2 separate regions of the Homo sapiens genome follow, and region 2 is linked to region 1. The links are chromatin contacts, found by Hi-C or POLR2A ChIA-PET in ENCODE. All regions are on one chromosome and are shown on one strand. The core of a region is the stretch at or near the end of the contact, and the rest is flanking DNA. Distances in the headings are between cores, read along the strand shown. Region 1 overlaps MYO5C (myosin VC). Region 2 overlaps MYO5A (myosin VA).

Evidence for each region. Hi-C counts contacts between places; a loop is a spot of excess contacts on that map. ChIA-PET counts read pairs that join two places held with the same protein, here RNA polymerase II (POLR2A). Pooled maps may share reads with other maps.
Region 2: a loop to region 1 is called in a map of Right ventricle myocardium inferior, with 3 times the contacts of the local background. The contact joins two enhancer-like sites. A Hi-C loop is called at or near these places in 12 of 168 maps with a recorded cell type or tissue (B cell, CD4-positive, alpha-beta T cell, GM12878 and 9 more), 23 of 37 single-sample maps with no recorded cell type and 17 of 50 pooled maps. POLR2A ChIA-PET finds 5 or more read pairs at or near these places in 14 of 52 experiments (CD4-positive, alpha-beta T cell, CD8-positive, alpha-beta memory T cell, IMR-90 and 11 more).

The regions. Positions count from the first base shown.
Region 1 is chr15:52,254,858-52,259,360 of GRCh38, forward strand. MYO5C (myosin VC) reads right to left here. Exons shown (of 41, transcript NM_018728.4): 11 at 1,782-1,863. Among named protein-coding and RNA genes, the nearest start is that of MIR1266, 20 kb to the right of the region's middle. RefSeq lists an enhancer at 2,460-3,036. Within about 2 kb of position 2,459, at least 3 of the 41 ENCODE cell types and tissues checked have a DNase peak (open chromatin) inside an H3K27ac peak, as active enhancers do.
Region 2 is chr15:52,317,275-52,320,995 of GRCh38, forward strand. It overlaps MYO5A (myosin VA), which reads right to left. Exons shown (of 42, transcript NM_001382347.1): 39 at 1,786-2,068. Among named protein-coding and RNA genes, the nearest start is that of MYO5C, 23 kb to the left of the region's middle. Within about 2 kb of position 1,662, at least 2 of the 41 ENCODE cell types and tissues checked have a DNase peak (open chromatin) inside an H3K27ac peak, as active enhancers do.

The DNA.
Region 1 (4,503 bases), core at 1,209-3,708:
TGACTTCAGGTGAGTTATACTGAATATGCACTTGGAATAAACCTCAGCTGTAGTTATTAATGTTAAACTTCCAGGAGAGCCTTGCAAATGCTAAAGAAATGAAATTTACAATGGAATGAAATTTAATGGTTATACATGAATTAATTCTGGGCCAAAAAAAAAAAAAGAAACTTCTACTGAGTAGGATTCAATGTTAGGTCTTCTCACAATATTAGACAGTTATTATTGACTCTTTTTAAATTGATACATAATAGTTGTACATAGTTTTGTGGTACATGTGATATTCTGACACATACATACAATGTGTAATGATGACTCATTTTTAAAACAAGGAAACAGAGGCTCAGAGAACCCAAGGTCCCAGAGGGAGGTGGTAGAGCTGAGATTCAAACCCAATTTAGTTTGAGCCAAAGCCCACACTCTCCAAGACGTCATGCTATGTTTTCCTCAGGGGTTCTGAGGGAGCATAAGACTGGACACTAACAAAGGTATAACCTTTCCTTGGAGTAACTGTTAGGGTATTAAAGTGTGATTTCTATTATGAACTGGAATCACCATTCTTCCCATAAACATGTAGCCAAAGTTTAGAATGTAAGCTAAAGGGAAAATGTGAGTTAGTAAAGCATTTTAGCTTTCATGGCTTTTCAGAAACAGAGCCAAATATAAATGTTAAGGAGGCAATTATAAAAAAAATATGAGAGTAGTTTCATGGTAGGGCCAATGTAGAAAGATGTTCAATCAACTTTTAATTTCATTGACTTCTGTTAGGAGCAGAAAGGCGTCAGTACTGTTGGGAATTCAAAAGTGAATTCAATAAAGTTCTTGCATCTAGGGAACTGATTTAAGAGGTTGAAATTGTATTCAATACACATAGCAATAATAAATGCCCAAACAGCCACAAGTAGCATTTACTCAACATTTTTTAAATTGTTTTATTCATCTTTCTACCTCAGCACTTAACTTGGTACCTGGTATACACAGTATACACTCAAAAACGTCTTTTGAATAAACAAATCTTCCCAGTGGAAAAAAAAAATTGGAATCCATCTCCTGTCTGTTTCCATGGGATGATACATTTGATCTTATTGTTAGTTAGGAAGGTACCATATATGTCTTGTTCTAAATTAAGGTTGGAGAAACTCATTCCCATAATCCATTGGCCATCTGCTGTTTAGTGCTGCATGTGCCGAGATAAGCACTGGGCTGAGAGAGACAAAGAATGCCAGTCCTGGCCTCTCCAGGTGACCAAGTCTATTTGGAAACTTGCATGCAAATGATGATAATTCCATGTGACAGGCCTGCGATAAGGAAGCACATAGGAAGAGGCCAGGAGGTATCGCAGGAGGCTCTCAGGGAAGCTGGATCTCAAAACACAAGCTGGAGTTGGCCACGTGAAGATAAAGCAATGGGGAAATAACAGGAGCACGTGGGTTAAGGCAGAGAAAGCAGCAAGTGCAAAGACAGAGAGGCTCGAAAGAAAGTGGAGGCCTCAGGCAACCAACTAAATAGTTTTGTCTGGCTGCACAGAGGGTCTGTATCCAAGAAGGGCAGTGAGGCTCACACATTGGCAGGTGATTCAAAAAAGATGAAATAGATGAGAGGGTGTGATTTCAAGATTTGGCCACAAGGTGGTGCAGTGACCCAGCGTGAGGCTCCTTGCATAAAAATTTGCAACCTCAAGAAAGAAGAATGCCTCTTTCCACGAACACACACACACACACACACACACACGCGCGCGCGCGCGGCTGAGAACTAGTCAAGAAGGCAGAAAGGTCACCTACCATGTTAAACTGTTGTTGCAGTTTTTCATTAGCGTAATTGATGCAAAATTGTTCAAAGCTGTTCACATCAAAGGTTTCAAAACTGAAATACAATTTAAACAAGTTAAAATATAACCTGAAGCAAGACATATGCATTTGTTTATAGATATTTTTTGACACTTAAAAGCTTAAACGTTTGCTATGTCTTCTACAAGTTTTAAATACCCCTCAAAGCTTCTGGTTTTAATGATATCCTAGTAGTCAGTTTATAAATAACCCTTTTCCTGGTTGTCCCCCGGAAGAAATCTGGTAGGTATAAAACACCTACCTCAAGCCAGGCATTAAAATAAGCATGTCACCATATGGTGTAGTCCGCACAACAACAGTGATATTGGCAATTATTATTCTGACTTTATAGGTCAGAAAATAAGCCCGAGAGGTTAAGAAACTTGCCAAAGGTCACACAGCTTGTGTCAGAACTTAGCTGCGAAGCTGCCTGACTGTGATGCCTGTGCCTCCAATGAGAAGGCAATGTGGTTTCCTATTCTCTCCTTGTCTGTTGAGGGGAGGAGCAGCACAACTGCAGCACAATTTTGCCTCCCTAAGGGGTGCTTTCATAGCTCCTAGAGGAAAAGGGCAAAGTCATTTCATATCCTACAGCCCAGCACACCCCATCAGGGACGAGACAGACATGGCTGGCTTCCATATTCAGACTTTCATCAGCTGCCTCTGCAGTTGCCTTGGAGTTGCAAGCTCAAGAACTGAGAGGAGCCCTTGGGGAGGCAGCTGCTACTCAGCTCCTGCCGGATGTAGCCATGGATGAATGCGGCCCAGGATGTTAGATTAATTGATTCTTAAGAAAAGTCAGAAAACTGGGACTTTTAAGTGAATAATCCCACTCTGCAAAACGTGGGCCGAACAAAACAGAGGCACCAAATTTACCACCTGGCCAGATGAGCTCCTGCTGGAAGGCAGCTTGCTGAGCACTTTTAAGGTGTCAGCATTTATGCACGTCACCTCCTATAACCCTAACACAGCCCTATGTGAAGGGCTCCTGTGACTCCACTGTCACACACGAGGGTCAGAGAAGGAGTGACCATGGTGAGGACCAACAGCCAGCAAGTGGTGCCAGAAATGCAATTCGACCCCAGTGCTTGGTGCCTCCAAAGCTTTGTTCTTAATCGCTCTAATCCTGAGAGGTTCCTGCCGGCTCCTATCACAGGTCCCCTGGGAGTCTCACTTGACTGAGCTGGTTTGGCTCAATCTGGAATTCCTGGGCAGGGTAAGAACCTGGACTGTCCTCTAGACAGCTCCAGGGTGATTCATAGCAGCTCTGACAGCCCCATTCCACACGCAGCCTTGGTGGCTCAGAGATTCGGAGGCTGGTCTGCTCATGGAAGCAAGGCCAGGGCTGGGCCTGGGGGAAGATTAAAAAGGGTCTCACTGAGCTCTGCAGCTCACAGCTGGGGCCAAGGGCAGGGCTTTCTAGAACCTGGCAAAATGTCAAACATCAATGCATTATTTTGGGGCACAAAAATCTGAAGTTTAGGACCCATGGAAAGACCTAGATCTGTGACTTAAAATGCTAGAGGCACATTGGCTATGAAAACACTTCACACTGGAACCATGCTTATGGTTTTCAAGGTACCTGCATAATTTCTTCCATCATATGTTCAAAATCACCCTGCAAGAGAGGCCCCATCTTGTAGATGCAGAAACTAAGGCTTGGAGAGGTTCTGTGACTTTCTTGAGGTCACGTAACTGGTATGCTACGGAGCTCATTCCCAGGGGTCTGACCCCCAGACCCAGGTTTTTCCAACTCTGGGTCCAAAGAACATAAATACACGACAGGCTGGGGAGTCACCAGCCTTCATTCACTCTCAGCTTAGACCTTGAAGCTCACAGCTTCAGCTTTACTGGCTTTCAAAGATGCTAAGTCTTCCTTTGAGGCTTCCTTATTTCCAAGTCAAAAAGAGCTTTCTCAAAAGTTGCAGGTATGCCTAGGCGAGGGTTAGCCTAGAAGCGAGGCTGCTGGAGGGGGCGGGAAAGGCTTGGCCCCAGGCTGCAGCCCTGCTGCCTAGAGGAAAGCTGATTTTTTTGGAGGCGTATCATGAACTCAAGGGTGGCAGCAAACAGGCTATTGTTAGAATTTTTGAGAGGAATCTTAAAATAATTTACTCTAACAAGTCTTTGTGTATTTATAAATACTCTTGTCTCAGGTTTTTCCACATAGCTGAAAAATTCAAATTCCTTATTACAGTGGTTCTGGATCCTGCCTGGGGGCCACCGTCCAGCTCACTACTCCTTGCACATGGCTGCCCTTGCTCTGTCCCCACCCTCTGCTAACCTCCAGCACACCTTCCTCCCTTCCCAGGACTCATCCTAACCTCTACTGCCGGCCTGCTGCCCTCACCAGTCTCAGTCCCACGGTGGCAGGAGCCGTACATCTATGCTGTTCAACCACTGCCTCCAACACAGTGCCTGGGACATAAACATCTGTTAGATAAAAATATGAAATAATGGCTGGGTGCAGTGGCTCACGCCTGTAATCCCAGCACTTTGGGAGGCCGAGATGGACAGATCACAAGGTCAGGAGATCGAGACCATCCTGGCTAATACGGTGAAACCCAGTCTCTACTAAAAATAAAAAAAATCAGCCGGGCGTAGTGGCAGGTGCCTGTAGTCCCAGCTACCCAGGAGGCTGAGACAGGAGAATCGCTTGAACCTGGGAGGCAGAGGTTGC
Region 2 (3,721 bases), core at 412-2,911, 62 kb after region 1:
ATGTCTTAATTTTTTTGTGTGCGGCCTTGTCAGGATTTATGTTAAAATGACAGGCAGTATTTTTGTTCAATTTTCTTAAATCTCATCAGCTGTGCTTAAAAATTTATTATAGTCATGAGGATTATAATCACCATTATATAAGACTAAATGACAAGATAATGTAATTCTCTTTAATGGAAGATGGAAATGAAGTCATTATGGCAAAAGTTATTAGACTTGCTAATAAACAAAATAGAATAACATAATGTAGCTCTGTCTTTATTGGGGAGCTGGCCAGAAAACACTTTGTAGCTTCTCTTACAATTTCAGAGCTGGGTTGCTGTTGCAGGGTGAGACTTGATAATCCTTGAAGCACTCTCTCTTAAGGCAAACTCCAAATCAGGTAACTGAATAACCAAAAGCCCCACATATACCTGTGCTGAAGCCTTAAGGGAAGAGCCTAGGAGATGAAGATGGTGGCCTGAGAAAGCTCCGGGATGAAAGGAGAGAGAGGCAAGGGAGGGCCACTGGAAGAGACAAAGACTCCAAATGGTGACAGAGACAAACTACAAAGACATTGTAGGTTTCACAAAATAGCCAACCAAGTGGCAGCAGTCCTAAGACTGAGGTCAATAGACACACAATCAGCACTTAGCAACCAGGCAAATAGGGGCCAGCATAATATTGCGACAGGTGGCTCCACATTTCCATGCAGAGCTTATAGAGAAATATGCTCCACTATCTGAGAGGAAGGCATTATTGTCTTAAAATTCACTACACTTCAATGTAAGTCAGGATGGAAAATTTGAAAAGAACACTAACAGTTCCTGAGATTGAGTAACTACTAAGACTTTGATAGGAGAAATCATTTTTCCCTCCTCTTGGTGAATATTCTAGCTGTTTTAAAATAAAAAATTTGTGGCCCAGCACGGTGGCTCACACCTGTAATCCCAGCATTTTGGGAGGCCGAGACAGGTGGATCACCTGAGGTCAGGAGTTTGAGACCATCCTGGCCAACATGGTGAAACCCTGTCTCTACAAAAAATACAAAAATTAGCTGGGTGTGGTGGTGCATGCCTGTAATCCCAGCTACTTGGGAGGCTGAGGCAGGAGAATTGCTTCAACCCAGGAGGCAGAGGTTGCAGTGAGCCGAGATGGCGCCATTGCACTCCAGCCTGGGCAACAAGAGCAAAACTCCATCTCAAAAAAAAAAAAAAAAAAAAAAATTTGCAAAAAAATTATGTTACAATAATGAGGTTATGCTGAGGAGTATTGGGCATAAAATTAAGTGCAGCTTTTCTTAAAATATAGAGGGGGGATATTTTAAGAATTAGTAAAAGATCTATCAGACCTGTTCTTGTTGCCATAGGTACAAAAAGGTATTTTTCCAAAAATATATTTCTAAGAGCAATCAAACATTAGAAATCTTCATTATTATAATTTAATAATTTCTTATTGTATAATTAAAACACACACATAAGGAGAGGAAGCAGCTATCTCATCTTTGTGTATTTTTGCATCATCTCTTCACTCCCCCAAATAAGCAAGCTTCACAGTGGAAAAGGGTTTCCTATCAAGAATGTGAAGAACCTGTTGGCAGGGTACAGACAGGGAGCAATAATGAGATGTGGTGAAATCCAGCCAGGCAAGGGAAAGTGGCTCCGTGCCAGTTTCTCCCTTGCTGCTTGGCCACATGGCACCAGACATGAGATGCAAGAACTGAAAACAAGTCATCAGCTCTCCACAACCCTGGCAGGCCAGCTGGGCAGCAAAAAGACACTGTCGCAGGTGTTGGCATTTGCTCACCTGATCTGCATGCCTTTACTCCAGGAGCACATGTCCTTCCGCAGGAGAAGGTTGTTCAGGGTGATGGCCCCTATGATGTAGAACATCTGCTTGACCACCTGCTTGATCAGTTCAGGGTCCATGCCATGCTGACACATGACCGAGTGGAAGGAGTTGAGCTGCCGGAGGATGGAGTCCAGTGTGTAGGTGCCCTCATCGGCGATACTGGAGGTTCGCTTTCTCAACCCTGTGGGCTTCACCCCAGACACGCCCTGAATCGTTTCATGTTCCAGCATGCCTGAGACTGCAGGAGTATTTCAATTGTTAGAGGAGATGATGTGGAAGGGAACCTTTCATGTGCACATATCCATGTGCACAAACACATGCACATTCAACTTAGGAAAATTAGCTGGGCACGGTGGCTCACATCTGTAATCCCAGCACTTTGGGAGGCCGCCGAGGTGGGTGGATCACTGGAGGCCAGGAGTTCAAGACCAGCCTGGCCAACATAAGGAAACCCCGTCTCTATTGAAAATACAAAAATTAGCCAGGCGTGGTAGCGTGTGCCTGTAATCCCAGCTACTCAGAAGGCTGAGGCAGGACAATCACTTGAACTTGGGAGGCAAAGGCTGCAGTGAGCTGAGACCACATATCTGGGCTCCAGGCTGGGTGACAGAGAGAGACTCCATTTCAAAAAAGAAAAAAATGATCTGGGTGCCAAAATAGAGGGAAAAGGAACTTCACTACAAAAGGGCTTCCGGATTTTAAACTTTACTGAAGGAATAATTCTTAATTGCAAAAATTTACTATGAATCTAAGTAAACTTAATGGTGTCTTTTCTAAAATAAGAAGCGTTAAGAAGCAGTAGCCTTGTGATAGAACAAGTGTGTGTGTCTTGGGTGGGCTTTTGAGAGTGGTAGGTAGCAGTTCGGGTTAAGATAAGCATTCTCCATGTTATCTGAGCCCCAGAGGCAAAAACAGTAAGAAAAGCAGGGCACTGACAACCATCTTGGAGAAAACGTGGGAGAGGGGAGTGGTATGGGTCTGGAGAGCTGGGCCCTTCCTTATTCTGGGTTTCCCACAACAGCAGTGGGCCCTTGGGCTGACCTCCATCTCCCAGAATTCGTCTTCTCACCTGTGGCCCGGCTGCTTCCCTGTTGTGCTCTCTTAGCATTTGGCTTATGCCTCCCTTAGAATGTTTCTGAGATGTCCACTCCCTGACAGCAAGCCCCTTGAGAGCAAAGGCCACGTCTGGTTCATCTTGCTATTTAATTGTGCTAAACACAGATTCCCTAGAACCGGCATGTTTGTTGTTGCTGTTAAATGACTGGGAGATGGGGGTAAGGATTTAGATTGGGGCTTCTTTGAGGCGAACTTCTTATTCAGCCAATAGAAACAGGCAAAGCAATAGAAAAACTGGCTGAAGTTGACCTTGGTATCTGTGTTACCTCCTAAATTTTTGCCAACCTAGGGTGCTTTAATGACGTTTTAAGGGACATCTGAAGAAAACATTGCCATCTCCCATGGCTTCTTCAGCTTTTGATGTCTCAAATAGCTAGTTAACTGTGGCCTATGAAAGCAAAGGGAACACTATGAGCCCACAGAAGGGAAATGAAGAAGTTGTGGAAACATGGAAAATGCATGCATGGGGAAAGAAAGTGTAGCTGGAAGTAGCCTTAAGAGCCTGCTGATAGGCTGGGTGCAGGGGCTCACACCTGTAATCCCAGCACTTTGGGAGGCCGAGGTGAGTGGCTCACAAGGTCAGGAGATTGAGACCATCCTGGCTAACACGGTGAAACCCCGTCTCTACTAAAAATGCAAAAAATTAACTGGGCGTGGTGGCAGGCACCTGTAGTCCCAGCTACACGGGAGGCTGAGGCAGGAGAATGGCGTGAACCCGGGAGGCAGAGCTTGCAGTGAGCTGAGATCGCGCCACTGCACTCCAGCCTGGGCGACA